Regions from separate parts of the Homo sapiens genome. Here region 1 is linked to region 2. A link is an interaction called in ENCODE POLR2A ChIA-PET data of the cell type or tissue named here. Cell type or tissue: GM12878. All regions are shown on one strand. Links, peaks and the distances in the headings refer to the core of each region. The heading gives the core; the rest is flanking DNA. Region 1 overlaps IKZF3 (IKAROS family zinc finger 3). Region 2 overlaps IKZF3 (IKAROS family zinc finger 3).

Evidence for each region. ChIA-PET counts read pairs that join two places held together with the same protein. Peaks named below come from ENCODE experiments on the same cell type or tissue, not always from the same donor. Only the 100,000 strongest peaks of a DNase experiment are listed, where the experiment ranks them.
Region 1: POLR2A ChIA-PET joins it to region 2 with 14 read pairs; 6 of 35 experiments call an interaction of 5 or more read pairs at or near these places.

What each region holds. Positions count from the first base shown.
Region 1 is chr17:39,783,866-39,796,584 of GRCh38, forward strand. IKZF3 (IKAROS family zinc finger 3) reads right to left here. Exons shown (of 8, transcript NM_012481.5): 4 at 8,808-9,068; 5 at 7,551-7,718; 6 at 4,393-4,509. Among named protein-coding and RNA genes, the nearest start is that of GRB7, 52 kb to the left of the region's middle. RefSeq lists a silencer at 761-991 and enhancers at 7,779-7,888, 8,986-9,115. In GM12878, for the core only: no CTCF peak of the experiment used is centred there; DNase peaks (open chromatin) are centred at 9,146 and 10,716; H3K4me3 peaks cover 3,074 bases; H3K27ac peaks cover 4,292 bases.
Region 2 is chr17:39,843,310-39,856,028 of GRCh38, forward strand. All of the region lies in intron 1 of IKZF3 (IKAROS family zinc finger 3), which reads right to left. Among named protein-coding and RNA genes, the nearest start is that of IKZF3, 15 kb to the right of the region's middle. In GM12878, for the core only: no CTCF peak of the experiment used is centred there; no DNase peak of the experiment used is centred there; H3K4me3 peaks cover 1,470 bases; H3K27ac peaks cover 2,369 bases.

The DNA of each region.
Region 1 (12,719 bases), core at 3,260-11,259, 58 kb before region 2:
TTGCGGTGAGCTGAGATCGTGCCACTGCACTCCAGCCTGGGTGACAGAGTGAGACTCTGTCTCAAAACAAAAAACAAAAAACAAAACAAAAAAAAATAGGTTGGGAAAACAAACTTAAAAATTTTTAAACATTTTCTTTGGTCTGCTAAGTTGGTAAAAATGTAAGTTTATTCTGAAGCCCTCATGCTTGTATTAGCTTGAAGAACTATTGAAGATGAAAAGTTTGGAGTCTTAGATTCATAAATAGATGTGATTATTCAATTATTTAAAAATATTATTATTGCTAGAACTCATTGTTACATAAAATATTTCCTGCTCCAAGTATTCATAATCTGTGTGAATGAGGCTAAATGAATCTCTATACCGGCTGTTAGTCTCTTTCTGAAATAAGAATCAAGCTAATGGGAAAATGCAGTCCATGTTCTTCTGTATTTTTCCTTCTTTTCATATATACTCCATTAAGACAGAATTGGAATATTCTGATGGTGTCACTTGTGATGCCTGATGTAGAAACTTGGACTAAAGTAGCAATATCACTAGTGTCTTTTTTTTTTTTTGAGATGGAGTCTTGCTCTGTTGCCAGGCTAGAGTACAGCGGCATGATCTCAGCTCACTGCAACCTCCACCTCCTGGATTCAAGCAATTCTCCTGCCTCAGCCTCCTGAGTAGCTGGGACTACAGGTGAGCACCACCACACCTAGCTAATTTTTGTATTTTTAGTAGAGACGGGGTTTCAACATGTTGGCCAAGATGGTCTCCATCTCTTGACCTTGTGATCCGCCCGCCTCGGCCTCCCAAAGTGTCAGGATTACAGGCGCGACCCACCGCGCCCGGCCAGGATTGTAAATCCTTAAAGTGTAGGGGCTTAACCTTAACTCATCTTTACAAACAGCTTTGATACAGAGCCTGGCACATAGAGAACTCAACAAATGCTATCTGGATAAAAGAAATGATTAGCAAGGCCAGAAGTCCTGTTGCCCAATACCTGCATTTTTTTGCAGGCTGGTCTTCACTCCAAGGCCTTTTTATCCATCTGCTTGCTTCTAGAAAGTCCTGCTTCCCCTTGCAGGCAGGTTTGTCCACAGGCTTGGCTCTCACACTACGCTGCACTTCAACTTACAATAAGCACTTGAAGAATGAGTGCTGCAGGCACAACAGCAATGGAGCATCATCTCTTTACAAGTGACGGATGAGGCATAAGATGTACTATACTGCTCAGGCTCAGAATAGAACCCCATGTCCACAATGGACTCCCAATTCTAAGAAGGAAACAGAAATGGAAACCACACATGGAAGGGTGCAAAATAGTTAAAGGATTGGCTTATGTTGGGTTAAATATTCTGTAAATTTTGGCCTCAGGAAAAATTATAGGAACTATTTGAAATATAAAAGAGTAATGTGTGAACTGAGATGCAGTAACTTGATTAAGCTGTGAATTTACACATTTATAACCTGAAACCACCATTACAACATATTTGTTTGAAAAAAAAATCAAAACTTGCTGACTTAGTTAACCCTTTATCTTTTTTTGCTGAGACTTAAAGTATGGTGCACGCATCCACCAAACCACCCTATGAAATGCAAATTAACTCAACCTCTGTATTTCAGCATTTCCTGAATCACCTAATATCACTGAGAATAGCTAAAATATTACTTTTGATACTTTTCCTTATTTGAAATTCCTAAAAAAGGTTGTGAGAATGGGAAGTAAGGTGGTGACCTTACTTCAAAATCAATAATTTTGAACTTACTGTTTATAGAGTGTAGTTTTCTGATTTTTCCCCCTCCTTCCAGGAGAATCAGGACACACATATATGTATATACATGTGTGTCTATTAGTATGTGTGTTACTATATTTCTTTTGCAAACCAGATAATATATAACCTTTAAGAAATATAGCTAATCAAGCCAAAAAGTGGAAAAGGTGTAAAAGACTCAAATGTCCATTAGCTGATGAATGGATAAATGGAAAGTGCCATATCCAAACAATGGAATATTATTCAGCCACAAAAAGGAATGAAGTCCTGATAAATGCTTCAGCATACATAAATGCCTCAGAAACATTATGCTAAGTAAAAGGAGCCGACACAAAAGGCCACATATTGTATGATTCCATTTATGTGAAATGTCCAGAACAGGCAAATCCATAGAGACAGAAAGTAGATTGGTGGCTGCCAGGAGCTAGAGGAAGGGGGAATAGGGAGTGACTGCTAATGAGCACAGCACTGCTTTTGCGGATGGTGATAATGTTCTGAAATAAGATAGTGGTGATGGTTGTACAACTTTGTGAATATACTAAAATTATTGAAATGTGCACTTTAAAAAGGTAAATTTTATAGCATGTGAGTTATATCTCAAGTTTTTGAAAATTAAAAAATATGACTAATCACAAAAACAACTAAAGTTCTGGTGAATTTTAAGTAGGTCACTGAATTTTGGGCGAGTCTCAGTCTTGTCACCTCTAAAATGAAGAAGTAGGGTCAGATGCTCTCTTTCATTCTAGCTTTAAATATTAGTGATTCTACTTGGAATATGATAGATTTCATAGCTTGGGAATCTCTTACAGTGAGAGCTTTGCCTATTGTCTGAAATACAGAACTGCAAGTAGAGATGCCTACATTCCGTCCTTGAGCGAGTACTGCCTGACTGCCATGAAGCATGCCACTTAAGATGTCAAAATCTTTCCTAGCAAGCAGACTCAGATAAAAGCAAAACAAAGAGAAGATGTCAAAACCCAAATATTAGGTTTTTCTTTTTATTTTATTATTATTGTTTTAGAGATGGTGTCTTGCTTTGTTGCCCAGGTTGGGCTTGAGCTCCTGGGCTCAAGCAATCCTCTTGCCTCAGCCTCCTCAGCAGCTAGGACTACAGGTGTGTACCACTGTGTATGACCTGTTTGTTTTTTATAAGGGGGTAAACATTTCTTTTTATTTGGATAAGCTTTATCCAAATAAGTTGGATTTCCTTTATCAAATTAGAAATCCAACTCCTTGATAAAACCAAAGATGCCATTAGGATAAAAAGCAGAAGCACTGCAAGCCATCAGAATTCAGTTGGCCAGCTCCTAACATCATGCAATAGGTTTTATCTAAAATAAAAGTTTCCTCTCACTCAAAATGAGGGCAGTTTAGGTAGTCATTTCTACTCCATTTTTCCTGAGTTTCACATTATTTCTGTCATCTTTTTGTAACTTTTCTGTTTTAGCCTATTCAAACTACTCAACTGCAACAATTGCTGTCAAACACTAAATCCCATGAGGGTTTGTACCTATTCTAAATAAGCAATTGGTTCAAGTTACCAAATAAAAATGTCAGACAACCCAAGCTGCAGAACCAGGCTGACAGCCAACTCAATGGGACAAAGGACAGCTGAAGAGATGTGACACAAAAAAGTTTCAGGCTGTTCCAACAAAGAATTAAAAGGAAATAAAACCACAATTGAGATATAGAAGAACATCTAGTGTTTCAACCAATTGCCAGTAGGCATCTAATTCAAATCACTGAATAAAACAAGGAATCCCCAAAGCCAAATAGAAGCATCACAATAAATCATATGAGTAGACAAGGATATAAATTGGGCCCTGTGCAAAGAAAATCCTTGTAGTTTTAATTGCCTCTTCCCTAGCCACTCCCCAACCTCCTCTACCCTCAATTTTTGCCATTTTTTGTAAACGACAACTCCACTCTTCATCAATCTGTTAGGAAATCTTGTTGACTCTACCTTTAAATATACAGAGAATTAGAATACTTCTCACCACCTCTACCACTAACAAGACATAATTTTCTCTTGCTTGAATTATTGCAATGGCCTCCTAACTGGACCCCCAATTTCCAACCTTGCCCCAAATACAATCTCTTCTCAAAAGCAAGTAGAGTGATTCTTTCAAATGAGAAGACCAATGATGTCACCTCTTTGTACAAAACCCTCTAAAGATTTTTAATTTCACTCAGAGTAAAAGCCAAAGCCTTTACAATGGCCTGCAAGGCCTGAGAAGATCTGGTTTCCCATTTCCTCTCTGGCTTCAGGTCCCATTACTCACTGTGTTCCAGACACACAGAACTACGTACACTTCTTCAAATTTGTGCCCCAGGGCCTTTGCTCTTGCTGTTCCCTAGTTATCTGCAGGGCTTACTCACCCTGTTAAGAAGTCTGTTAAAATGTTACCTCGTTGAAGCCTTCCCTGATTCTCACCCTCACTCCTCAGCAACTGCTTCATTTTTCTCAATAGCACTTACCACCCGCTAACCTTCCAACTTACAGTTTGCTCATTTACTTTCTTTATAATCTGTCTGCCCCCAGTAAAATATAAACTCCACGAGTCTTTTTACTTACTATTGTATCTCACCACCTAGGACAGCAGATGCTCACTAAACGTGTGTTGCGTGAACTCACCAGTGTCCCCTGGGTCAGTGCTCTGAAGAAATGTACGGCAGCGCTCCTTGTGCTCCTCAAGGGAACTTCTCTGCTTGTAACTCCTTCCACAAAACTCACATTTGTAGGGTTTCTCCACTAGAAGGAGAACATAAGGGGCACTCAGTGACCCTCAGGGGTTCCACACAGGTCAGGTATTGGGGCTCTGTGACAACTGTTCACTAGAAATGAGACTGCTGAGTGAAGCCAGAGTATTTGGATACTTTTGAATCTATATTTTAAATTTGGTAAGCTTAAATAAGGTTATGGTCTATGATTAATTATTACGTCAGAGTATTCTTCAAAAGGATCGCCTCCTATCACAAATGGAAGAATTTGGATTTAGTGATTACCATTTCGCATACTGTTTTGGCTCCAGGTCAAATTTTGTTTTCTTTGGGAAAAAGAAAATAGGGCCCTTTTATTCTTCAAGGAGGTTAATGTGGTATAAGCAATGAAATAGGAAAGGATTCTTTATTTTGGACATCCATCTGGCTGTAAGTAAAGATTGCTGTAGTTTGTGGGAGTTAGCCATTCGGCTAGAAACTGATGGCCTTTTCAGAACATTGACATATTTGGGTAAATTTAGCTCATCCTTGCCACGTGGCTATAGCAAAGTCTAGGCTAAAACAATAAAAACTGAGCTAATTAACTACGGATTTTTTTGTTTTTTTGTTTTTGAGACAGGGTCTCACTCTATCACCCAGGCTTGGGTGCAGTGGTGAAATCACAGCTCGCTACAGCCCCAATTTCATAGGCTCAGGTGAAGTCTGGGCCTCCCAAAGGCCACCTTGGCCTCCCAAAGTGAGAGGCTTACAGGTGTGAGCCATTGCACCCGGCCAGGATATTTTTGAATAATAGAAATAAAAATAGGCCGGGCGCAGTGGCTGACACCTGTAATCCCAGCACTTTGGGAGGCCGAAGTGGGAGGATCACCTGAGGTCAGGAGTTCGAGACCAGCCTGCCTAACATGGCAAAACCCCATCTCTACTAAAAATACAAAAATTAGCCAGGCACAGTGGCTCACGCCTGTAATCTCAGCACTTTCGGAGGCCGAGGCAGGCGGATCACGAGGTGAGGAGTTCGAGACCAGCCTGGCCAATGTGGTGAAACCCCATCTCTACTAAAAATACAAAAATTAGCCAGGCGTGATGGCGTGACCCTTTAGTCCCAGCTACTCAGGAGGCTGAGGCAGAAGAATCGCTTGAACCTGGGAGGTGGAGGTTGCAGTGGGCTGAGATTGCACCACTGCATCCCAGCCTGGGCGGCAGAGTGAGACTCCATCTCAAACAAACAAACAAAATTAGCCGGGCGTCGTGGTAGGCATCTATAATCCCAGCTACTAGGGAGGCTGAGGCAGGAGAATCGCTTGAACCTGGGAGGTAGAGGTTGCAGTGAGCTGAGATGGCGCCGCTGTACTCCAGCCTGGGTGACAGAGTGAGACACCATCTCAAACAAACAAACAAACAAACAAAATTAGCTGGGCGTTGTGGTAGGCATCTATAATCCCAGCTACTAGGGAGGCTGAGGCAGGAGAATCGCTTGAACCTGGGAGGCGGAGGTTGCAGTGAGCCAAGATCACGCCACTGCAACAGCCTAGGCAACAGAGCAAGACTCCGTCTCAAAAAAAAAAAAAAAAAGAGAGAAATAAAAATGAATTGTAAAAATGACTTCGTCTAAATGTCTAAGATGAAGGAAAGGTTTCACCCATACAATTCATGCAAACTTTATTCTGCCAACTCCCCAAATGCTTTATTGCTTGAAATATGTAAGTAATAACTTCAACTATCTGTGCAAGGCTGGTCTTTCTGATTGTTGATAGAATATACTCAATGAATTTGTCAGTTTTAGGGGCTAAAATTTTTATTTTCTAACTCTTGCTCTGTTTAAAACAGAGGCTTTGGGATTTAAAGCACTAAAAGATCCTTATGGAATCCTAAATTAAAACAAATGCAGGTTTGCTAGGGCTAAAAATGTTACGTTTCTGCATAAATTGGGTTCTCTGGAATCTGTCTTTAAAAAGCCTACTATTGTTTCTTACTTGAAAAAGGCAACAGTAGAGAACTATTCTAATTTTTTTCGAACCAAACTCATCCTTAATTCACTACTTTGAAAAATGAGCTGTAAAAGAGAGAAACCCTTCAATTGCCAATTATGATCTCTCATGGTGGGTTTTGTTGGGGCTGACTTGTTTAATCCTAGTGGCTGAATTATAACAAGTTTTGAGTTTGGGGCTAGGTTTTAATCAAAGCAGTAGATGTGAACTGACATAAAAACAAGCCTTTTTTTCCAATTAAAATTTTGCCAGATAACATCAAGAACATGAGGTCCCAAATTTGAAAATAAACTCAGTCTTATTTTTCTAGGACGGAAATTCTAAATCTTGAAAAAAAAGTATTATCTTGGTCAAAATAAGGAGTAAAAACATCACGACAGCACATAACTTTTACAAATCTTTACCGTTGTTCAATCTTTTAGAGATTTAAAATAAGTAGGCTGGCTGGGCATGGTGGCTCCTGCCTGTAATCCCAGCACTTTGGGAGGTCAAAGTGGGAGGAATGCCTGAGCTCAGAAGTTTGAGACCAGCCTGAGCAACATAGTGAGACCTCATGTTTATTTAAAAAAAAAAAAAAAAGTGGGCCAATCAAGAGGAAAGTTGGATTTAATAAATTTATCCCAAATGGCCAAAAAGTAGCCCCCAAACAATGATTTATATCCAGATCACAGTTTTTCATAATTTACAAACTGTACATCATTTGCTTGTCTCGTCTTTTGAATGGAAAGAGTGTGTGTGTTGGGAAAATAATCTTCTAATAAAGTTTACCAGAAGAAAATACTGATGGCTATAATTTTCTCACAAAAATTAAAAGGACATTTTTTATAGGGTGGGCTCTTCCTATCTGACTGTGTTGTTCTCCATGGGTGCAAGGATGGTGAGGAGATGATCATCTCCACTGAGGCAGACGGAGAGCAATTAGTGCCTTAATGGTCGTGTAATTAGCCCTAGAGGTCTCTGCTGTTGTAACCCTTCAGAACAAGAATGACAGATTGAAACCTTCCTACTTAACTCTTTCTAGTTTCCACACTGGGCTCTGAGGAATGCACTTCCTAGACAAGGAATGCTCATTTCTCTCACTTACCAGAATGTGTCCTAAGATGCCCCGTGAGCGCATCTCTTCTTTGGCATGCATAGTTGCAGAGGTGACACTTAAAAGGTTTTTCCCCTGTGTGCAGTTTAATGTGGCGGAGGAGGTTACCTTTCTGAGTAAAAGATGCCCCACACTGATTACACTGGAATGGGCGTTCACCTTTAAAAAGGACAAAAAAGGAGATTTCTGGTCACAGGCAAGTGGAGAAACATATGCACAGATTAGATGCCTAGGGGAAAAGCTCATCTTTTAGACAATTACTGTTCACATTGGGATCAGTTGGGAGCTGCATTTCAAGGCAAGCCTAAGACTTACTTATGAAATCTCCTCTGTAGAAGAGAAAAAGCACCCACTAGCAAGGCTATTTTAGGTATCATATTGAATCAGAGCAAAGAAACAAGAGCAGCTCTAGAAGTGCTTTCTAGATCTAAGTTTTTATATTACTATATTACTTGGTACTCCCTTTTTTTTTTTTTTTTTTTTTTAGACAGGGTCTTCTTGCTCTGTTGCTCAGGCTGGAGTGCAATGGTCCCATCATGGCTCACTGAAACCTTGACCTCCTGGGTTCAAGTGAGCCTGTCACCTCAGCCTTCAGAATAGCTGGGACTACCAGTGTTTGCCATTATGCCTGGCTAATTTTTTAGTATTCCTTTTGAATATAATCTCCTTTGAAAAAAGAGCCAGAAACTAAAGTCCTTACAAGGTGTTGAGGGCTAGAAATTCTCCTTTTTAAAGTCTTCATATGAGATATGGGATGGAATCGACTGGCTCAAGTGCGATGGTTGTGTTTGTATGCATTTCTATAGACTACCTGTTTATTGTCTGAAGATACATTATTTTAAGCTGGAAATAAAAACTATGTCCTTTCATTTACCAAATTTGAACCCAATACAATAAGAAGATCTGCTCTTATTAAAAATGTTATGCAAAAATATACAAAAGATGGCTAAGAAGCAAATCACACAATTCAACTCCTACTTAGAAACTGAAGAAAAAGTATTTGGCTGACCTAGAACACTGTGCTCTCTACAGTCTTTTTTTATTCATAGCATTTGCAATATGTTTGCCAAATGCATGGTGAGGCAGGAATAAAAAGCACTGAGTGAACAGCAATGCAGAGAGAGAGATACATCAGCATTATAGCAAAAATCAATGAAAGTAACCAAAAGTTCCAAATTCCACCACTTCATTTCTCACGTGGCTGCATTAGGAGAGTTTTCAGAAGAATGAAAAAAGCAGACTATTTACCAGTATGGCTTCGCTTATGAACCATTAAGACATTGAAGCTGATGCAGGATAATCCACACACATCGCAGTTCATCTTTCCACTGGTTGGCCTGCTACTATCGAATGAGACAACATGTCTCTCCAACTTAATGTTTTCATATTCATTATATTCTCTTGAATAGCTGTAAGGGATTTCAGGCTCTTCTGCATTTCCCATGGGTTCTGACTTTAAAACATTCTCATCTCTTTCACTGTATTCATCTTTCACTTTCATTGAATCATCTGCAGGGAAGAAAATGCAAGAAATGAACAACGACTATACTTGAAGCTATCAAAGCAGCTCAAACAGCAGAGACCCACAACTGACAATTAAATACCAATCGAAGCTAACAAAACACTGTACATCTACAAAACAAGAAAGCACCATTAGCGTGACCGCACGTTATTTAAATTCAGAACCACAGTCAGAGGAAAACACACATACTTACACACATAAAAATAGACGATAGTGTTTTAGGCTATCCAGAAAATTACAGATAATAGATTTTAGCTAAGTTTGCTCAAAGTGGCCATGAAACAAACATTGAGCAACTCTTCTCCAGTACTAGGGGAGAGGAAGGGTTCTCAGATCTAGTACTGTTTTTGGTGGCTGCAGTTAAAAAGGCAAGGTGATGTACTCTTAGGTTTCAAGGAGAAAATATTGTTTGAATCCTTCAGATGCATCCAGTGTAAGCCATTAAGATTAAGAGTTGACTAGTTAACATAGTTTTTCTAATTTTAAGCCATGCATTGCCTCTTCCCCTTCCACGTATATGAATTGCTAAAACACATCTTATCTCTGTCTCTCTTGGAGCTGATAAAGGCACAACATTGACTGTAGAGGAAGTTGTCAGTACTAATGAAAAAGTGTTGAGAAAGACAAAAGGAAAAGTAATTCTTTCATATAACCTAAGGAGTCACTTTCATCGACACAGGTAAGTGGGGCTCAATCTAAATAAGGGGAAGGACCATTAGGTCCCAAGTTAGGGAGAACTAAACTCAAGGACTCAAGGATTGTGTAATAGGACTGGATAGGAGAGGAGGGACTGGCTCAAGTGAGTTGGCTGACCAAGTACTATCTTAAGAACTGCAATGTAAATGAATGAAATTTAAAAGAAGAGCTGTAATACTCTTCATGAAGAGCATAAGAACATATGAAGAACGTGGGAAAAATATGAAGAACATAAGAAACAAAGAAGGCAAATTTATGTACTTGCACTGACACTAGTAAAACCTAAAAATTTGCCTGATGTAAGAATAATAAACATTTGTAAGGGATTTTGCATATATAAAATATGCTATATAAATGCTTACTTTTTCAACCATTGGTCCTTAGAAATCAAAAGTTGTACCTCCCCATGAGGAATCACAAATCAATGGAGTGTAGGGCTGGAAGGGAATTTAAAGGTCATCTAATCCAACCCTCTTGTTTCTCAGATGAGGAAATCTGGGAGCAGAGATGTTTTTGGTCATTTGTCGAAGGTTACACATCCAGTTACTGGCAGAGGTGTGATTAGAATGCAAAACTTAAGCTTGAACTATCAATTACTTGGATTTGACCTCATGCACTAGACATATAAGGCCTAAGTGGGTTCTTACCAACTGTATTACACACCCTCCCATCAATGGTGTAAATGTTAAAACCCAAAACAGTCTGAAAAAAGATATTTTAAAAAACTACATCCCTTCCAAAAAACATCAGTAAGTGTTGCTCCTCTTGCTGCATAGGAGGAAGTACAACTGCAGCTGTGCCTGGCTTGCTACCTTCAACCCAAGTTTCAATTTTCACTTCTATCAAGGTTACCTTTCATCTATATTAACTGTGTTTGCTTAATAGAGCAAGACAGGGCCTAACCACCATCAGAGGAGCCAGGGCTGCCACACAGTTCCACTGCTTCCTACCACAGTTCATGGTTCACAACTTTTCACTCTTTGACTAGCAAAGATGTAGGGCTGTAGGATAAGTCCAACATGTTTCAAATTTGCCCACCCTATGGATCTGGATTATATAAGAAATGATATCTGTTTCCTACTTGGAAAGAGGTTTACTTCTTTCTCTGGATAGGTCTTCCCTGCTTTCAAGTGGAATTTGTTTGCTTAAGTGTTTATTTTTTATTTTTTTAAGAGAAGGATGCACCTGAGGCTTGTACTTGCCTCCCTTCCTCCATCACTCCAGCTGTGGGTAATATCCCACCAAAGCTTGAGTGCTCTTCAGTTTGCATGTAGGCGTTTAAAAGAACCTCAACGGAAAATTTCAGCTACTTAAAACCAAAAACAGCAGATAGAAAAGGCCAGCAGAAAAGGATCCTTTCCATTTTGGTTAGAAAATGTGAACATGACCAGACTCAGGCCACTCCATGGTCACTGAACTTTAAAATGTAGTAAGATCAATGTGTTGAGTCTTTCTGAAAACAGAGGACATAAGAGAGCTGCTCCTTTCCCTCAGGATTTTGGCTTTAGTTGGCCTGACCTGGAATTCAATACGACACCATCCTGGCTCAAGAGCAGATCTTAGCTTTAGTCCTTTAGGAGTCAGCTATAGAGCAAGGAAGACAGTATTTGAGACCCAGGGACATAAGGACACAGGGACAGGGCATTAGAGAAGTCCTTTGGGCTTACATAGTTGCTGGTTTGCCTTTGGAGTCTTACCAGTTTTAGATGAATGACCTGGATGACCTCTCTGCATGGTTACTGGGGATTAGCAACTTATTTTTATTTTATTCTATTTTATTTTTTGAGACATAGTCTTGCTCTGTTGCCCAGCCTGGAGTGTAGTGGCACGATCAGCTCACTGCCACCTCTGCTTCCCAGGTTCAAGTGATTCTCCTGCCTCAGCCTCCCGAGTAGCTGGGATTACAGGCATGCACCACAATGCCTGGCTGATTTTTGTGTTTTTAGTAAAGACGGGGTTTCGCCATGTTGGCCAGGCTGGTCTCGAACTCCTGACCTCAAGTGATCCACCCTCCTTGGCCTCCCAAAGTGCTGGGATTACAGGCCTGAGCCACCGTGTCCAACCAGATTCTAATTTATTCTAATATTCAACTCTGTTACCTTCTCAAGGTAAGCCATAATAAATTGCTGGCTGGGCATAGTGGCTCATGCCTGTAATCTCAGCACTTTGGGAGGCCAAGGCAGGTGGATCACTTGAGGTCAGGAGTTTGAGACCAGCCTGGTCAACATAGCAAAACCCCGTCTCCACTAAAAATATAGAAAATTAGCTGGGCATGGTGGCTCCCAGCTACTGGGGAGGCTGAGGCAGGATAATCGCTTCAACCTGGGAGGTGGAGGTTGCAGTGACCCGAGATCGTACCACTGCACTCCAGCCTGGGCGACAGAGCGAGACGCCATCTCAAAAAAGATAAAATAAAATAAAATAAATTAGAATTTAAGGTATGAATGAGATTCCTGAGAGATATTAGGCTTAGTACTCAGCCTCCAAACACAGTCCACCAAAACCAGGAAAGGCATTAGCCTGCTCTAATGAAGAGATTCATCCCATTCCCTGGAAGACTTATTGAAGCAGAGAAAAGGGGTGTTCTACTTAGAAAAATTCTATTAGAAAATACTAATGAACATGTCTAAAATCAAACTTGTCATCTTTGAACCCAAACTTGCTTCTAATTTATGACTTATTTATGTTGACAAATGGCATCACCCTTCTTCCAGTCTCCAAGCCATCAAACTGTGGAACCTTTTCTCTTTCAATTTCTACATCAAGTCAGTCTCCAAGATCTATCAACTCTATGTCTTCAGGCTCTCTAGGTGCCAACTCCTCTTTTCCTTTCCTTTTGCAATTTGGTTTCACCTTTCATCACATCATACCTAAATTCATCCTCTCTCAACATTCCTTTCTTTTTTTTTTTTTTTTGAGTCAGAGTCTCACTCTGTTGCCCA
Region 2 (12,719 bases), core at 1,656-9,655:
CTTTAAAAACTTGCAGAAAAAAAGTTTTTTTGTGCTGTATTGCAACTTTTCTGTAAGTTCGATAGTGTTTTTTAAAAACGCTAACTATGAAACTTTCAACTGCATGCTGAAAAGATTCTTAACGGAGGGAAAAAAAAAAAGAAAGAACGAAAACTAGCTCAAAGCTTTCACATGAGCAACCTTCATGTGGGAACATCTTTTAGTCACTACACAGAAAGATGGCTTTTGATTTGGTGAACTAAAGGCAAAAGGTCTTGGTCCCCTGAATATTTTAAACCCTCTGACATTTAAATAGCTCTCAATATTTTTAAAGTGTCCTTTGTGTACTGTAAATAGCACCAGAAGTAACTGAGTGTAGTTTCGAAGAGAAAAATGAGATTCTGACTACCTTAGCATTCATAACAGGAAAATCGCTTGAACACGGGGGGCAGAGGTTACAGTGAGCCGAGATGGCACCACTGCACTCCAGCCTGGGCGACAGAGTGAGACTCCGTCTTTTAAAAAAAAAAAAAAAAAGAGATAGGAAAACCATCTGTGATCAGGTCACATGAATGTTCTTATTAGCTACTAAATTAAAACACAACAACAAGATAGATTGAAGTGTATTTCCCCCCTAAACTTCAAGGTATTTATAAGAACATGAAGCCCATTCAAAGACAGGAGTGGACAGATGGTGAAGGAACTCCCAAATGAAGACCAGAAACTTGTTAAATATTTCTAAATGCAGCAAAAACATCTTAGTTTTTAATTAATCATTTTGTAACTTCTTTACACTTCAGTCCCCCCTAACAAATCCACAAAAAGTTTCCATTTGATGGGGTCTACTGTGGTCTTTTTAATGTGTAGGCAGTCAACATAGCTTTGAAATATTTTCCAAAAGAATGCTCTACAAAGTTAAGTAGGAAGAGTCCCTATATTGCTTTTGATAGAAATATAGTTTCCTGTACTGATGTTTATACATATCTGGGGCAAATGATGGAAGAATCTTGGAGTGGGTTAATTTTGTTGAAATATAAATCTCATCAATTGTCTACATTTCTCCTGTTATTTGAACAGGGAAAGCATGCTCCTGCCTCAAGGCCTTTGCATTTACCCTTCCCCCTGACTATAATGCTTTCCTCTTAGAAGCCACTTGGCTCAATTTCTCTTTTCATTCAAGTATCTGCTTAAAAGTCACCTATTCAAACAAGGTTTACCTAATTACCCTACATAAAATGTCATCTTCCATTGTCATTTTCTTTCCTCTTACCTGCTTTATTTTTCTTTATAAAATTTTTTCATTATCACCATCATTCATTTTTTTGGGGGGGACAGAGTCTTGTTTTTTTATTTTTTATTTTTTTGCTCTTGTTGCCCAGGCTGGAGTGCAATGGTGCGATCTCGGTTCACGGCAACCTCCGCCTGCCCAGTTCAAGCGATTCTCCTGCCTTAGCCTCCCAAGTAGCTGGGATTACAGGCATGCGACACCATGCTCAACTAATTTTGTATTTTTAGTAGAGATGGGGTTTCTCCATGTTGGTCAGGCTGGTCTCGAACTCCTGACCTCAGGTAATCCGCCTGCCTCAGGCTCCCAGATCACCATCACTCATTTTTTTAAATCTGTCTTTTCCCACAAGAATGTAAGCTCCATGAGAACAGTGATGTTGTCTGTTTTGTATTGCTGTATCTTCAGCCCCTACACTAGTGTCTGCTCATGATGGACACTGAATAAATACTTGTTGAATGAACAAGTGAAGTTTTATATCTCTATTGTTGATCCCTATGAACGCACTAGATGGTTTTGCAAACTATGGCTCACTGCCTGTTATTGTACTGCCTGTGAACTAAGAATGGTTTTTACATCTTTAAATGGTTTTTAAAAATCAGAAGAATACACTTGAACATTTTACAAAATTCAAATTGCAGTGTTCATCAATAAAGTTTTATTGGAGGCCAGGCACGGTGGCTCATGCCTGTAATCCCAGCACTTCGGAAGGCTGAGGCAGGTGGATCACTTAGTCAGGAGGTCGAGACCAGCCTGGTCAACATGGCAAAACCCCGTCTTTATAAAAAAATACAAAAAAAAATTAGCCAGGCTTGGTAGCAGGTGCCTATAATCCAGCTACTCAGGAGGGGGAGGCAGGAGAATCACTTGAACCTGGGAGGCAGAGGTTTCAATGAGCTGAGATTGCCCCGTTGCACTCCAGCCTGGGCAACAGGCCAAGGCTCTGTCTCCAAAAAAGAAAAAAAAAAAAAAAGGTTTTATTGGAACACAGCTAAACCCATTCATTTGTATATTGTCTATGGCTGCTTTTGTACTCCATCAGCCAACTAAGTAGTTGTGACAGAGACCATATGACCTGCAAAGCCTAAAACATTCACTATCTGGTCCTTTACAGAAAAAGCTTATGGAGCCCTGTTCTAGGTCTATTACTAATACTTCTATGTTTACTTTCAAAACCCTGCAATTGGAATTTCAAGAGAAAGTTGCGGTTTTCACTGACGCAGTAATCAAAGAAATAAAACATTTAGACAGCACCTTTCATACAAAGCACTTTACAAATGTCACTGATTGAAAAATTAATGCGACTTTTCAGAGGGTAAAAATATCGACCACAGGATATCCAAATATCCAGATAAAATATTTTTAAATGAACATACATGTATGTATACAAATATATACTTAGCATCATGTTTTCATCAGGATTTTTGGGTATCATTAGATAAAACCATTTTCTTATTTCATTTAAAAGCCAGAGTTGTAATCTAGCAGAAAACTCTAGTTAATACCTATTTCATTTGTCTTTTTGCTCTTTCCACAACTAAATAACCAATCTCCTGATATGTTTTAAGGTTTAATTAAAACATAAGTGTTTTCCATTAACACCTTATCTCTTAAATAACACATCTTCTAAAGGACACAACTAGTCTACTACTGAGATACTGACATATATATTAGACTGTAAAAGTTAAAGCTTATTTCTTTTGCAGTGTTCCACAGCACTCTCCCATTCATAGCTACTCATAGCCATTCTAGCAATCTCAAATTGTTTTCTACCAGTATAGAAAACAAGACTTCATCACATGCTTACTAAGAGATGATAATTTCAAATTCGTTTTTGGCTTTTTAGATTCTCTTTTCATTGACGATGACACTATATAAATTTTCTCACCGGTTAGTTTTTTTAAGATACCAAGGTTTTTTTTTTTTTTTTTTTCAGAGTTTCTAACATTTCATGTGCTGTAAAACGAAAGGGGGCAGATTATAAATAAAATTTAAACTTGGAAATGGCAGGAGTCTAGTTAATTGAGATTTCATGGAAGTTCACATATGAATGCTTTACCTATTAGTTCAAGTATAAATTAGCTATGAAGAAAATCAAATATTTACATTAGCAACAAAAATGTACAATCATGTTTTTAATTCTAATGGTTATAAACTTGCCTTTATTTCTAATACTGTACTATTAAATAATTACCATTGAATTAAGAATATTAGCTAACAAAATTTTCCTCTTAATTTCAGAGATCATATTTCTACTCCATGGTCTGTTTTCCCAGTAGGAAGTATAAGCACTAAAGGAAAGCAAAATGTCAAATCTCAGAAAGAATCCTGTATTGAGTTTGCCAGCTGTCAGGCACCAGAGGTGCCTGGCAGCTGCCAGAAAGCTATCTCTGAATGTTGATATTCCATTCCTTCTTTATAATAGTAAATGGAGTCCTTTATACCCATACCTCTTTTTTAAAAAGAAAAAGTTTATCTTATCTAAAATGTTCACTTTTACTTTATAATTAAAAGTTTTAGAAATTGAGGCACTGATTATAAGAATGTTTTCAGAATTGCAACATTAACACCTGGGACTGTAAATGTGGCAGAGAAGCGTTCGCTGTCATTTCTGCAAAATCCTTTACCAGTTCTCCGTATCACCATCATATATAATCATTCCTCAAATTCCATCAGTACAAGAACAGTTCTGTAGGATGAAAAATGATCCCTATAACCGATGAAATTAGCATATTAGAATCGAAATTATTATCATAACTAGCTTACCTCTCCTTCCTCTGCCATCTGATGTTTGAATGTCCTCTAATATCCCCCTACTTGGGTTATACAGCCTCTGCTTGAACACTTCGAATAATACAGAAGTTATTCCTTTCCATTTCAGAAAAACTCTAGTAGTTAAAAGCATTCTTTCTTAAATGTAGCTGAACTCAAATTTACTGAAATGTCTATTTCAGGTCCTAGTTCAGCTTTCTGGGAACATACAGGATAAGTTATAGCTCAGATGTTACCACCCAGTTTCCTGACCATGGTGAGAGCTGTCTTCTGAACCCGTTTTTGTTTGCCTGTGGCTCTCCAAAAACGTGGCATCAAGCACTCAGCCTAATAGTGCAATGAGATTTCTTTTTTTCTCATAACAATTCTGGAAGATAAATAGGGGCAATGGCATTTATTATTTTCCCCATTTTACAGACAAAATCCAAGATACAAATAATGACAAAAAACATAAAGGCCAGTAATCGCCCAAGGGCACAAAGTCAGTGACACATTAAGAAGAGAAGCAGGATTTGTCTCTTGAGTTTTACTGTTGCTTCAGAGAATTTAAATCGTGTTTTAAATGCCTTCCTATACAGATTACAGATTTTAGAAGGCCAGAACTAGAAGAAATTTTAGATCCAATTAATTTCAAACACCCTAACTGACTGTGCATTATTGCTGATTGAGGGGAAAGGAAGATAACAAAAACAAAGACATGCATTAAAGTGAGAGTAATCCCTCCAATCATGAAATACTTCCTTCCCTATTTCCTTGGGCTAAGGTAAATGTTAAGAAACATCAAGACTGCTTGCTTAAAAACACCAGATCAAATACAACCAAGTTACTGTTCCAGTTCTTCCTACCCTCCCCCTTTAAAAAAAAATAAAGCATTCCATTTTTTCTCCTAGATTAAGTGTTTAATGAGGAAACTGTAGACCGTGGGGCACAGGTGAACTGCTGACAACTGTTGTTAAAACAACAAAGTCAGTGTCTAGTGTTATTTTCCTTCAAAGGTCAGTTACCCTTAAGTTGTAGACAAAAACATACATTCCAATTTTACCTTGTATATCACATGCTACCAAATGAACATGCAGAGAGAAAAGGAAAAATGGGCATTTCATGTCATTGCTACTTTAAAAAGATGTTTCTGGTAAAATGATTGAATCTAACATATTGAAATGAAGACTTGTTTTATAACTGTAAAATGCCTAGTTTTATAACTGTAAAATAGCTGGAGCCAAAAATAGAATCATTAATTTGAAGTGGGTAACAGAGCTAAATATGAAAGTTGAAACAATCAAACTTCTAGAGGAAAACAGAATATTCTCATGACCCTGGAGTAGGTAAAGATTTATTTTTCTTTTTTTCTTAGAGACAGGGTCTCACTCTGTTGCACAGGCTGGAATGCAGTGACATGACGTAGCTCACTGCAGCCCGGAACTCCTGGGCTTAAGCAATCTGCCCACCTCAGCTTCCTGAGTAGCTGAGACTACAGGTGTGCATCACTACACTCAGCTAATTTTTAAAAAAATGTTTGGAGAGATGGGGTCTCATTATGTTGCCCAGGCTGGTTTTAAACTCTTGGCCTTGAATGATCCTCCCGCTTTACCCTCCCAAAGTGGTAGGATTACAGGTGGGAGCCAACGTGCCTGGCAAAGAATTCTTTAGCAAGATATAAGCAGCACTTAGTCACAAAAAAGAAGCTGATAAATTAATCTTCATTAAAATTAAGAATTCTATTCATCAAATAGATTAAGAAAAATAAACAAGTTACAGACTGGGATAAAGTATTTGTATTACACATCTGACAAAGTACACATTACTGGCTGGGTGCAGTGGCTCAAGCCTGTAATCCCAGCACTTTGGGAGGCCAAGGCAGACAAACCACCTGAGGTCAGGAGTTTGAGACCAGCCTGGCCAACATGCTAAAACCCTGTCTCTACTAAAACAATACAAAAATTAGCCAGGTGTGATAGCACCTGGAAAAAAAAAAAAAAAGCCCACAAAATCAGTATGAAAAAAGACAACCCAATTAAAAAAAAAAAATCCAGCCAGGCGTGGTGGCTCATGCCTGTAATCCCAGCACTTTGGGAGGCCAAGGCAGGCGGATCACCTGAGGTCAGGAGTTTGAGACCAGCCTGGCCAACATGGTGAAACTCCACCTCTACTAAAAACACAAAAATTAGCCAGGTGGGGCGGTAGTCACCTGTAATCCCAGCTACTCAGGAGGCTGAGGCAGGAGAATCGCTGGGAGGTGGAGGTTGCAGTAAGCCGAGATTGCACCACTGAACTTCAACCTGGGCAACAGAGCGAGACTCCGTCTCAGGAAAAAAAACAAAACAAACAAACAAAAAAACGTGAATGACCAGAAAACCTTAGACGCTTCAGGAAAGAGGATCCAAAATGGCCGATAAACATAAGAAAAGACACTCAATGTAATTACTCATCAGGAAAATGCAAATTAAATTAAAACCACAATGAAATACCACTCACTACACACCCAAAAGAATGGTAAAAATTAAAAAGACTGATAATAGCAAGTGTTAACAAAAAGATGTGGAACAAGTATAACTCTCAGACATTGCTAGTGGGAGGGTAAACTGATCCAACCACTTTGGAAACTCTTTGGCAATATGTATCAAACCTAAACATACACCTATATTAGAACCCAGAAATGGTATTCCTGGGGGTGTGTGTGTGTGTGTGTATATATATAATATATAGTATATTATATATGTATATATACTATATGCATATATACTATATAGCATATTATATATGTATATATACTATATGTATATATACTATATAGCATATTATATATGTATATATACTATATGTATATATACTATATAGCATATTATGTATGTATATATACTATATAACATATTATGTATGTATATATAATATATAGTATATACAATATATAGCATATTATGTATGTATATATAATATATAGTATATACAATATATAGCATATTATACATGTACATATAATATATAGCATATTATACATGTACATATAATATATAGCATATTATATATGTATATATAATATATAGCATATTGTATGTATATATAATATATAGCATATTGTATGTATATATAATATATAGTATAAATATATAGCATATTATACATGTACATATAATATATAGCATATTATACATGTACATATAATATATAGCATATTATACATATTATACATGTACATATTATAGCATATTATACATGTACATATAGTATATAGCATATTATACATGTACATATAATATATAGCCTATTATATATGTATATATAATATATAGCATAAATAACATATAGTATATATACTATATATGTATATGTATATATACACATATTATATATACATTATATATAATACATTATATATATACATATATAATAGGCTATATAGTATATATACTATATATTATATATAATATATAGTATATATACATATCTAATATGCTATATAGTATATATACATATATAATATGCTATATAGTATATATAATATATAATATGCTCTATAGTATATATACATATATAATATACTCTATAGTATATATTATATACGTATATTATATATACATATATTATATATACGTGTATATATTATATACACGTATATTATATACGTGTATATATTATATATGTGTATATTATATACATGTATATATTATATACACGTATGTTATATACACGTATATATTATATATACTATGTGTATATATATATATAGAGAGAGAGGGAGGGTCTTGCTCTGCAACTCAGGCTGGAGTGCAGTAGTGTGATCATGGCTCATTGCAGACTTGACCTCCCAGTATTGGGACTACAGGAGCACATGACTAGGCCTGGCTGATTTTTGTACTTTTTCTTGTAGAGATGGGGTTTCACCATGTTGCTCAGGGTGGTCTTGAACTCCTGGGCTCAAGTGATCTGCCCGCCTCGGTCTCCCAAAGTGCTGGAATTACAGGCGTGAGCCAGCGTGCCTGGCCACCTAGGTATATATTCAAGAGACATGAATACATATAGGCCCACCAAAAGACATGCAAAAGAATGTCTGTAATACAGCCAAACACTGGAAACAATCAATTGTCCATCAACATCAGAAGGTATAAATTGTGGTATATCCATACTATTCGATCATAAAACAGAGTGAACTACTAATAAATATAACAACTTGGATGGATCTCAAAAATCTATTGAGGAAAAGAAGCTAGACCCCAGAAAAGCATATATTGTAAAATTAATTTATATGAAATTCAACAACAGGGAAACTATCTATGAGGATACAAGTCTGAATAGTGATTAATTTGGGGCAAAGGGGGAAATTAACAATAAATGGACAGAAGGAAACCTTCTAAGGTGATGCAAGTGTTCCATATATTGATCTGGAAGGTTGTATAAAGGTGAAAAATAATCAAGCTATATACAAAAGATATGTGCACTTTAATTATATGTTATTCCTTAATTTAAAGAAAATCCATTGAATACTCACACATCTCCAAATATCTAAATCCTAAACCTAAGAAATGCAATTATAACAGTATCTTCTTGCTTTTGAAAAAAACTTTGAATCTCAAGAGTTTCTCATGATTTTGCTACAGAATTTTTATAAGTTGCATCTACACCAACCACTCACTGAATGGGCTCCATATATAGCTTAAAACTCACGTGGTACAGAAATTTATTTACATGTCATGCATAAACTAAATATGAAGATATTTTCAGTGATCACTAATTTCCCAAACTTCCCTGCAAATTGGGATTTCAAAATGTTTCAATATTGGCATTTTTCTCTCAATAAACTTACACTACAGATAGTGTAAATGTCACTCATCTTTGAAAAACAAAACAAACACAAAACCTCTCTTAATCCACATTTCCCTCCAGCAACATCCCACTGATTTCTCTTCTTCACCCTCATAGCTAAACTTCTGGAAAAACTGGTCTGTAATCAACGTTTCTACTTCTTCTACTCCCATTCCCACTCTACCCACTTCGATTTGGTTTCCATCCCCACCACTCCACAGAAACCACTTTTGTCAAGGTCACTAGCAAGTGTTATGTTGCCAAAACCAACCACACTCTTTGTCCTTATCTTGCTTGATTTCTCAGCCACATTCAACATAGCTGACCACCCACTCCTTCATGAAATACTCCCCTTTCTTGAATTCCGTTACACCACACTCTGCTGGTTTTCTTCCTGTCTCACTGACTGCTCTTTCTCTTTTGCTGGCTTCTCCTCTACCTGACCAAATGAGGTATGTCTCCAGGCACTATCCTGAGAGCCCTTCTCTCAATATATTCTCTGTTTAGGTGATCCCATTCATTCCCTTGGCTTTAAATATCACTGGCTGGGCGCAGTGGCTCACACCCATAGTCTCCAGCACTTTGGGAGGCCGGGGCGGACAGATCAAGAGGTCAGGAGTTCGAGACCAGCCTGACCAACAAGGTGAAACCCTGTTCTCTACGAAAAATACAAAAACTAGCCAGGCATGGTGGTGCGTGCCTATAATCTCAGCTACTCAGGAGGCTGAGGGAGGAGAATCGCTTGAACCCCAGAGGCAGAGGTTGCAGTGAGCCAAGATCACACCACTGCACTCCAGCCTGGGTGACAGAGTGAGACTACATCTCAAAAAAAACAAAATATCATCCATGTGCTGAAGAAAACAGCCAAAGCCACATTCCTATCACTAGCCAGACCTCTTCTTTAGAGGAGAGGTCCCTGACCCTGCCTCCTTCCATTACTCTCCAAATTAGCATTCTTTTTATTTCCTTCATAGCACTTAGCATAAATTTAATTATTTCAATTGTTATTACTTGTTCTTTGGTCTGTCTTCCTTACCTTACCAAATTCCATAAGGGCCAAAGCTTTGTCTGCCTTTTTTACCACTGTATTGCCAGTATTTTGCATATGTGACACAAAAAAGGTATTCAATAAATAGTTTTAGAACGAAGAATGAAGATTTCTGACTTTTGAATTATATTGTATAATAAATGTATTACAAGATTCATCAAAATTAAACTTTATAAAACTGTCGTTCTTCAACTATCTTTTAAAATCTTTTAAACAATAAAAAACATACGTTAAGTACATATGTGAAGATGACCCACCACTGATGCAATGTATGCTATCAGAGTGATGATAGGTTTTGCTGATACTGTTTAAACTGTAGGCAATGCTTGTCAAAATTTTTTTTATTTTAAAAAAATAACAGGCCAGGAGCGGTGGTTCACACCTGTAATTCCAGCACTTTGGGAGGCCAAGGCAGGTGGATCACCTGAGGTCAGGAGTTCAAGACTAGCCTGACCATCATGGAGAAACTCTGTCTCTACTAAAAATACAAAATTAGCCAGGCGTGGTGGCACATGCCTGTAACCCCAGCTACTCGGGAGGCTGAGGTAGGAGAATCGCTTGGACCTGAGAGGTGAAGGTTGTAGTGAGCCAAGATCGCACCATTCCACTCCAGCCTGGCAACAAGAGCGAAACTCCGTCTAAAAAAAAAAAAAAGGAAGAACACGGTGGCTCACGCCTGTAATCCCAGCACTTTGGGAGGCCGAGGAAGGTGGATCACGAGGTCTGGAGTTGGAGACCAGCCTGACCAATATGGTGAAACCTGTCTCTACTAAAAATACAAAATTAGCTGGGCGTGGTGGCACATGCCTGTAATCCCAGCTACTCAGGAGGCTGAGGCAGGAGAATCACTTGAACCTGGGAGGCGGAGGTTGCAGTGAGCCGAGATCACGCCACTGCATTCCGGCCTGGGTGACAGAGCAAGACTCCGTCTCAAACAAAAAAACAAAGTCCCAATTGTAATATAAAGGTGAAATAAATGACAGTAAATAATATTCTATATTTCAAAATGTAAATGCACCAGCACAATTATTCCAGAAGACAGAATAAGGTAGATAGACGTATTTGTAGAATCACCATGAATGCAACAGCTAAATGCAGAAGGATGCATGCTGCATCAATTTAAAAAAAAAAACAAGCAAGGAAATAAAATTTAAAAAACAAGGAAATAAAGCCATGGATCAAATGAAAAACAGTAATAATAATGGTAAAAGTGGCTAAGCTCTAAACTAAACAAAAAAAATCATCCTCTCTCAATGTAGGTGGTAATTCCAATCCTAGATAAATTTGAGTGTACTAAAACCATGCAAAAATGCTTCATGTTTGAACATAAAATGGAGTTACAGTCTAGAAGTCATTAGACAGCAAAAAATGTCACTACGTTTCAGAAAAGGAAGGTATTCCTCTTAGAATGAGGGATGGCTTCCTAAAGGAGATGGCATTTAGGATAGACCATAATGGATGAGTGAGGATTTCAGTTGGCATGATTGTGGTGCTATTAACAGTGTTGGGAAGTCAGGAGAAGTTGGTTTGGATTGGAGAGAAAATTAGTTCATTTTTGGACTTGTTGAGTTGGAAGAACAGCATTAGAAAAATGGGGAGTGAGGGAAAGCAATGCCTGAACAGGGAACACTAAGCAGCAGTCCAGAGTCACATTACAGGACAGAAGATACCACTGGAAAGGTACTGAAGCTGTGTTGTGGAGTATCTTAAATGTCCAACCAAAAAATATTTAAAATGGTGTCTGAGTAGGAGAATAACTTTATGTTTTAGGAAGATCATTCTGGCAGCAATCCTCAAAACAGATTAAAAGAGGCAAGTCTAGATACAGGGTTACTAGTAGGAAAAACATGTAACGGTCTAAATCAGTCATTTTCAAAATGTGTTTTATGGAATCCAGGGTTGCAGAGGGCTGCCACAGGGCTGATCTATGGCAAGAGGAAGATAGGCTTAGCAGTGGTCTCTTGCTCCTTCTCCAATCTCTCATTTGGAACATTACACTTGCATCTGATCCCACATAAGATTTTGGTATAAACGGTGTCCTGTTGCAAAAAAAACAAGTTTTTGTCTTGTTTTTGTGTCTAATCCTAACTCTTGTTGAAATGTGAGACTAACAGTGAAATACCTCAAGGTCATCGTGTAATCATCAAGTCTCATTGTGTAGAGTAGTAGTTATAAAATCTATAAGCACTACATGAATTCCTAATATCAACTTGTTCAGTCATTATTTGTCCTATTATATAGATTGGATCTCCCTCCCCAAATTGGATTACGTGTAAAAATGTTCTAGTTGTTTAGGTCTGGGGCAACTAAGTCCATACTAGGTCATTGATGTTTGCAATGGATATCTATAGAGTCCTTTGAGAATCTCCAAATTCCTTTTATTGAGATGTGCATACTATGCTATTGGCTTGGCACACTTAGAAGCTGTTACTTGTTTGTGCATTCTGGTCTCCTAGCCCTACTAATTCAAATCTGAAAAATTAGTCGGGCAGTATTGGCACATGCCTGTAATCCCAGCTACTCAGGAGGCTGAGGCAGGAGTGCTTCACCTTATTATTTCAGAACAGTTTTTAATTAAACTACTCCCAGAAACTTGAGAAAGGATGATAAGTAATCTTTGCTTCAAAGTTGAATCACAAAAATATTTAACATTCATTTTATTTCATTCTGAACATAAAAATCAAACAAGAAATGCCCCAACTTTATTATAAGTATTTAAGATTTATAATATACGATGATGATGTAACATGTATTATAATATACAATGTATATTGTATATGTACAATATAACATGTATATTGTATATGTACAATATAACATGTATATTGTATATGT